Linked DNA regions of Homo sapiens: region 2 is linked to region 1. A link is a loop called in an ENCODE intact Hi-C map of the cell type or tissue named here. Cell type or tissue: Calu3. All regions are shown on one strand.

Region 1 (4,000 bases):
GTCAGGAAACAACAGGTGCTGGAGAGGATGTGGAGAAATAGGAACACTTTTACACTGTTGGTGGGACTGTAAACTAGTTCAACCATTGTGGAAGTCGGTGTGGCGATTCCTCAGGGATCTAGAACTAGAAATACCATTTGACCCAGCCATCCCATTACTGGGTATATACCCAAAGGACTATAAATCATGCTGCTATAAAGACACATGCACACGTATGTTTATTGTGGCATTATTCACAATAGCAAAGACTTGGAACCAACCCACATGTCCAACAACGATAGACTGGATTAAGAAAATGTGGCACATATTCACCATGGAATACTATGCAGCCATAAAAAATGGTGAGTTCATGTCCTTTGTAGGGACATGGATGAAATTGGAAATCATCATTCTCAGTAAACTATCGCAAGAACAAAAAACCAAACACTGTGTATTCTCACTCATAGGTGGGAACTGAACAATGAGAACACATGGATACAGAAAGGGGAACATCATACTCTGGGGACTGTTGTGGGGTAGGGGGAAGGGGGAGGGATAGCACTGGGAGATATACCTATTGCTAGATGGTGAGTTAGTGGGTGTAGCGCACCAGCATGTCACATGTATACATATGTAACTAACCTGCACATTGTGCACATGTACCCGAAAACTTAAAGTATTAAAAAAAAAATGCAATGGCAACAAAAGCCAAAATTGACAAATGGGATCTAATTAAGATCCTTTCTTACAAACTGTGCTTACGCTGGTGGCGTTGGAGGCATTCCCCTGTTGCTGGAGGGCATTCATCTCTTACCTGATAGTCTCTTTTCTGCAATCCAGATAGAATTGTTTTAGTTTGGGATGTAAATTGGCAGGTGTTATTAGAATTGAAAATACCTGAGAACGTTATCTAAAAACTAAGGAAAATGAGTATTTAAAAAATCTTAATCAAGCTTGATATATAGAAGGCCTGGACAGTAAAGCTCGGTTGTAAAGATCACAGGCTTTTGGGACAAAAGGTTGGGGACTTGATCTGTGGCTTTTTACTCCCCACCTTCAAATCCTAGATTCCTTTTAATCAGTCTATGGATCCACTGACTAAAAACATTAGCAATTTAATGACAGTGTTTTTTTTTTTTTTTTTTTGGTGGGGTGGGGGCACAACTGTATCAATTGATACCATTGGTACATATTGATTGAAAATGTATCTTTGAATTAAAGAAATATGGTAATATTAATATAATAGTGTCTAGTCTGTTAAAAATATAATAACAGTAACACCTACTTTTGAGTTATTATAACAGTTAAATGAGCTAGTACTTTGCACAGAGCCCGTTTGGTGCTGGCACATGGTAAAAATTGAATGAAAAGCAGCAGTGATTGATAACACAGAACATCTCTTCTTGGTATTATGGAGTCTGTATAGTCTCACTCATCAAATTCAATAGTCACAAAGTAATAAGTAAATACCCCTGGGTGACTGAAATATAGTAAGTACTATACAGTCTGTATTTCAGGTACCTAGGAATTATTTATTTTTCTAATAGTTAACAGTGAATTCTACTTTCCTATGCTGGGAAGTCATTTGATAATTTGGTATGGGAAAACTTAATAATGCTCCTTGGGTCACAAATACTAATGTTGGGTCTGTTAAAATAAGGGAGTGTATAAAAATTAATGAGACTCGATTTTTAGAATAAGTATCCCGATTTTTCCAATGTAATTTTGTTCTTTTTTGCAGGATTTCGTATTCAATTTCAAAAGTAAGTTTGAAACCACATCTATTTTCTGAAAACAAAACAAAAAAAATTGAACAACAACAATAATAACAACAATACGTACACACAACTGCGGGATTTTTGGATTTATGTTATCCAGAATTAAGTACCAGAGGTAGACAATGCTGAAAAACACGTATGCCGATCACAAACTCATAGGGCAACATGAACTGTGGGATGAAACAGATGGGTTGCCACTGCCTACCTTTGACTTGCTCTGGTTCCCTTAGGGAAATGGAGATTTTCTTAGTGTCTGGCATTTGCAGCTCTTTCCACAAGAGGACACTGTGCACCATGACTATCATCCCGCCTGCTGTGGGCGGAGGCCAGGGCCACCGGCAGAGGTCCTGCTGGAATTTCTGGGATAGTGGAGAGCAGTGAGCCAAGCCGGATGCCTGCAAGTCACGTGAAACTGTCCAGGCAGACAAATTAGGCAGTGTTCGGTGCTCATTCAGCCGTGGGGAGCGGACAGGACGGAAAAATTCCTTTCATTCCCAGGCTGCCCAGAAGTAGCTGCAAGCACTTTTAAGGTAACTGTGTCAAGGACTTACAATAAGTAGCCAGTAACCCTTTTAAATGTCTGCAATGTTAACATAGCCATATGTGCACCAAGGGGAGGGTTTTTTAGACAGACGTTGTTTGTTGTGGGTAATATAACAACACATGTAGTTATCAGTATTTTATTAGAATATTTACATTTTTAAGTGCTGAGATTCTAAAATACCTTTTGGCTACATTCTGTGAATGAATATGGACAATCACCATGTGGCAAAGGTTATCCCTTCTCCCTCTGACCCCTGGCAATTGTGAAGTTTGGAGAGAGGACACCACCAAGCAGCAGTCTGAAAATATTTCTCCTTTGAGGCCTGACTTAGGGCAAGGGAAGAGGAAGAAAAATAGACCCTGATAATTATTCTGGCATTTCTCTTGATTGCTACTACCAGCGGAATGGAAGCCTGGACTCTCGGTTCACCATTGTTGACTGTGCCAACATCTTCCATTTCTGTTCTCTGGGGTCTTAGGTGATTTGAAAGCACAGTAAAGTGATCAATAGCTACTCAGGATAATGGGTAGAGGATAACAACAACTATAGAATATGACACTGGGAGCATGAGAAAAGCTAGTATATCTTGAGTGCCTGATGTACATGCCAGGTACTCACTGTTGCATGCTTTGTAGAATTTTTTGTCTGAATGTGAACTGGACGGGCCCACCTCAGGGCTTGGGCACCTTTGTCTCCGTGCAGCCCTTGAACTTAGGTGAGACTGCATTAAGCTCCAGAGGGATAATGGGGGTTGCCCACTGAATAATCCAACCCCACTTGCTTTCCCCTTTCACGATGTCCATGGTGCTCACTCCAGCTGCTTGAGGACTTCTTTTGCATTAAAATAATTAAAATTATATGTATATAGTTGTATGTTTATTATGGAAAAAAATCAATGCATGTTTATTTTTAGAAAAAATAAATATAAAGATAGGCACAAGAAATAGTTTAAAAAAATCACCCACACTTCTATAGTTCCAAAGTAATTATTGTTAACTAACTATGTATGTACCTATGTACTCAAATGTTCATGTATATACCCATAGATATGCACACAAAGCATTTTGTGAAATTTGGATTATAGTAACCATTAATTCATAGCTTGCTCTTTTCACTTTGCACATTCTGAAGATTATTTCTGTTAACAAATACTTGCCCACAGCATTTTTGTAGTATTTGTTTGCTAGTTTTAGATAGATACTTTTAAGTACAGAAAAGTGCACACGTTACAGGTGTGTAGCTTGATCAGGTTTCACAAAAAGCACAAATGCCTGGGCTTGATGGCAGAAATTCACAGCTAGAACATCCTCAGCATCCCCAAAGCCCCCTAGACCCCGGTCAAATTGCTGCCTACCCCTCCTCCCCAAAGGTGACATTCTTCTGACATCTTTCCCACATCCCCAGAGATTAGGTGCATGCATCAATGGCGTCATTTTGTGTATACTCATTTATGTCTGCCTTCTTGAGCCTCTCACTGTGAGACTGATCCATACCGTGGCACGTGAGTGTCAGTGGCTCATTATTATGTAATATTACATTCTGGGCACATATGCAATTTATTTTTACCTTTTGCTTTAAATGGGTGTTTGAATAGTTTTCAGGTTGGGACCATTACAAACACTACTGCTCTGGCCAGGCGTGGTGGCTCACTCCTGTAGTCCCAGCGCTTTGGGAGGCCAAAGCAGTGGATCCCTTGAGC
Region 2 (4,000 bases), 120 kb after region 1:
TGAGATCATTGAATTTAAAATGCAGCCATTTATAGACTTCACTATTTCCAGCATTAATTCGAAGGAGTAGATATTACAGTTATTATAATGACAATTTCTCATGGCTATTATGGCATATTGATCTGTTCTTTTACTATCGCTTTTTCCTCGGGCAGATCCTGTATCTGCTCAGGCTGAGCACACCGTTTTCTTACAGACTGTTGTTCCGTGTCGCTGCTCTGTTTTTCTGACATGTTATTTCCTTCAGTCTCATCATGAGCAAGAAGCCAAATTATTTGCATATCACTAGGTTTAATTTTAAAATTGTATTTCCTTTGAAAGTTACCCCCTTCTCCTATTCACTAAGGAGCAGATGCTTCTTATTCACCTGCTGGGATCTCCTTGCATTCTGGTCATGGTTTTTCTGTTCCAGTTGCCATTTCCTTTTTTCCTCTTGGGATGTGGAATGGTGTAGAACTGTGATCAGTGGAAATACGTATTGATTGGATAGACCAAGATATGGCTGGGTGTGCCGGGAGGAGGAACTGGGAAGTCAGCGACGTGGCCTCCATCACAACGTTTATGAAAACTCTCCCTTCAGGAACTTATGATTATGTGAAGGGGATGCTTGCTGCTGTTTTTGTGCTTGGCAAGCAGCTTCTTCAAAATTTCTTCCTTCCTTTCTTTTCTTTTCTTTTTTTTTTTTGACATGGAGTTTCGCTTTTGTTGCCCAGGCTGGAGTGCAATGGCGTGACCTTGGCTCACCGCAACCTCTGCCTCCCGGGTTCAAGCGATTCTCCTGCCTCAGCCACCCGAGTAGCTGGGATTACAGGCGCCCGCCACCACGTCTGGCTAATTTTTGTATTTTTAGTAGAGATGGGGTTTCTCCATGTTGTTCAGGCTGGTCTCAAACTCCCGATCTCAGGCGATCTGCCCGCCTCGGCCTCCCAAGCCTTCTTCAATATTTCTAAGGTGTGTTCTTCTCTCTCTACTATTCTACCATCCCAGACCCTGAAAACAATTGGAAATCGAATCATGCTCTGGCGTTCATTTAGACAGCAAAGTCTCCTCGGATGTCAGAGAGACACTTTAGTGGCCGGGCACTGATGTGAGTGAAGCAAGTCTCACTTCAGACTCCAGTTGCTACCAGTTCACCAAATCCAAGTGCAACAGACCTGGCCTGTGTAGGAGGGCAGACCTCGCTTCCCACAGCAGTCATCGCAAACGGGGCTAATCATCGTGGGACCATGATCCTCCTCTCACCCAACCTTTCTTACACTTCAAGTTTCGCTCTTTCCACACAAACATAAAGCTTTTGGCAGTTTGGATGGATGTGCACTCACCAAAATCCAATTTCCCACCAGTCCATTAAAAAAAAAAGTGTTTTTATAGTGAGCTTTGAAAATGGGCCAGGCCATGAGAAATGGTCCATGCAGATGCTGGGTTGTAGATTATAATGCATTTGCTGGTTGGGGAAAGTGCTTTGAAGGTTCCTCCCAGGTAACTCTGAGCTCAGTAATTGTTTCATAGAACTTTCAGAATAAGATAGAGCAATGTTTAGCATCCGATTTTGGCTGGGGTTTTCCATGGATTAGCTGATGCCAGGCTGCCTCCATGCCAGCAGGAGCTGGGCATTTTTGCTGACTGTTTTTAGGGTCTTCCTCGCCCTTTAGCCATTTCCCCGGTTGCAGGGCCCCTGAGCTGCTTGGCCTGAAGGCCTGCCAATAAACCTCATCCGACTCTTGGTTTGCTCATGAAGGGTGGGGCTTGGGTGAATTCCCATTTGTTCTGTCCCTGCCATTCTATGCTTTACTCATTTGTTCCTGGTTCACCTGCAGTGAATCATTTTATCTCTTTGGGTTGCAGCATTGTACGACGACATTGTCTTTGGGCGCTTGTCGAATTCTGACTCTTTATGATTCTGTGGCTGTCTCTTTCCTGGGACAGTGTAGGACATTTGACTCCTTTTGATTTTATTTTCTGTAAGCATCAAGGGGATATCGCACATGAGTCCACAGGAGAAATACGATGTATTTTCTTGGTGGAGGCAGTGGAGGGGAAAGTAAGGGCAATGGATGGGATCTGAATGGGATTGTCACCGGCTGTGAACACAGGATAACAAGTAGTTATTTTTGTTGAAATAACAACTATTTCAACAAAATGGGTGAAAATGGGAAAATTTAACATTTCCTCTAGAAAAACTGCATTTCCAACTATCTGACAGTAAAACAGGGAAACAGGGTTTATTTTCCTGGATCTTTCTGTAGCATATGTCCAGTTTAGAAAGGAGGCTGGCACCCCAGTGACTGGCCTCGAGGTGAGCACAGGTGTAGACAACAGTGGTCCACTCGACAGAAACACAAAAGAAGTGGGTGCCTCCCTCTGGTGGCAATTGGCATACATGAAATTAAAGTGTGACTGCGATCTTTCAGGCAGAAGGTAGCCAACATTCTTTAGAAACTTTATAACCTTTTCACCTGTGGGCCTCGTCAACGTGACCTGGTACCAACCAAGCACTAGGGGAAACCTCAGCCAGAGGTTGCCGGGATAGGTGCTCCCCAGCCCCATGGCAATGGGATACTGAGTTATAGCTGTTTCTTGAAAAAGCCTCACTTGTCTTTTCTATAAATCCAGCCTATTGTCACCTTAAATGATGGCTGTGTGTGGAAGAGTTGAACCGTAGTTTTGAAATTATAATCCAGACTTGTTTGTGGAAGAAGGAGATAGGGTTTTAGAAGACAAGATGAGCTACCTGCAGATGAGATATTCATTCTTATTCTATTCACACATCTGACAGTTGAACAAAACTATAAAACGTTGCCAATTACCTATCTGGGCTAGAAACGGCCTATTAGGTCACCCCGGCCATTCACAGCTGGTGAAATATGACTCCCTGTTGTGTATTTCCTCAGTTCAGCTTAAAATGACTTTAGCAAAAGGTCAGATGCTACTGCTCCTGGGAGATGTTTGCAATCTCTAATAGACTGATGTTAGACATTTTTTTTTCTAACATTCTATCTAAATTTGTTTCTTGACATCAGTTTCTTGACATCAGCCTCTGTTAATGCTCCCTTGAGCCATGGCAGCTCCAAATGGGTATTTTATCCCTGCTTAAATTTTTGGTTTAGACAGAAATGCTTCTACTACCTCTGCTGATAATTAGAATGTGTCAAGGGATGATATTTCATTGTTGGTCTTTTGAAAGGTTTTTTTTTTTTTTTAAAGTATTTCCAAACTGATTAATTTTTGATCCTGTTGCCCTGATCCCAGAAAATTTCTTTCTGTCTTTGAAATTTCTTGAAAAGAATAAAAGTAATCCACTTTATTTTTGGTTTGTAAAAGCTTTTTGGATGGGGATGCTCCGATGGCACCCACAAAGGGCAGGAGCCTTGCTTTCCTGCCAAGGTGCCACATAAAACAGGCCCTGGTTAAATGGTCACATTTAACCAGGCCCCATCTGAATTCTGCCTAGGTGTTCATCTACCTGAACCAATATAAAAAAAGTCTGGAGCTTCAGAACTTTTCACAACCCTGGGAAGAACTTCCCAATGCCATTTTCCGGGGTGATTCGGTGTCAGAACGTTATTATTTTAATTTAATCTATTTTTATTTTTATTTTTTAGAGACAAGGTCTTGCTCTGTCTCCCAGGCTGGAGTGCAGTAGTGAGATCTTAGCTCACTCTAACCTTGAACTCCCAGCTCAAGCAATCCTCCTGTTTCAGCCTCCAGAGTAGCTGGGACTACAGGTGCGGGCCACTATAACCAGATAACTTATTTTTTGAAGAGATGAGGTCTAACTATGTTGCGCAGGCTGGTCTCAAACTCCTGGCCTCAAGGGATCCTCTCGCCTAGGCCTCCCAAAGTGAGGACATTATTACTTGTTGCTTAAAACTAACACCAAAACTCTACTCTTAGTTAATCTTTTTGAGTCCAGGTTACTATATGTAGTTCAGCTACTTAGTCTAGAATGCCACATAACTTTACTTCTGGGGTATTTAATTTTAGTATCTTTTTATAAATA

What was found. Peaks named below come from ENCODE experiments on the same cell type or tissue, not always from the same donor. Only the 100,000 strongest peaks of a DNase experiment are listed, where the experiment ranks them.
Region 2: a loop joins it to region 1, with 22 times the contacts of the local background. A loop is called at or near these places in 3 of 110 quality-filtered maps.

Annotation. Positions count from the first base shown.
Region 1 is chr21:39,786,447-39,790,446 of GRCh38, forward strand. It overlaps IGSF5 (immunoglobulin superfamily member 5), which reads left to right. Exons shown (of 9, transcript NM_001080444.2): 6 at 1,721-1,742. It overlaps LOC107985500 (a long non-coding RNA gene), which reads right to left and starts at 2,043. Exons shown (of 3, transcript XR_001755057.1): 1 at 1,963-2,043. In Calu3, a CTCF peak has its summit at 2,040 (motif pointing right); a DNase peak (open chromatin) is centred at 2,085.
Region 2 is chr21:39,909,128-39,913,127 of GRCh38, forward strand. All of the region lies in intron 2 of PCP4 (Purkinje cell protein 4), which reads left to right. Among named protein-coding and RNA genes, the nearest start is that of PCP4, 44 kb to the left of the region's middle. In Calu3, no CTCF peak of the experiment used is centred here; a DNase peak (open chromatin) is centred at 2,344.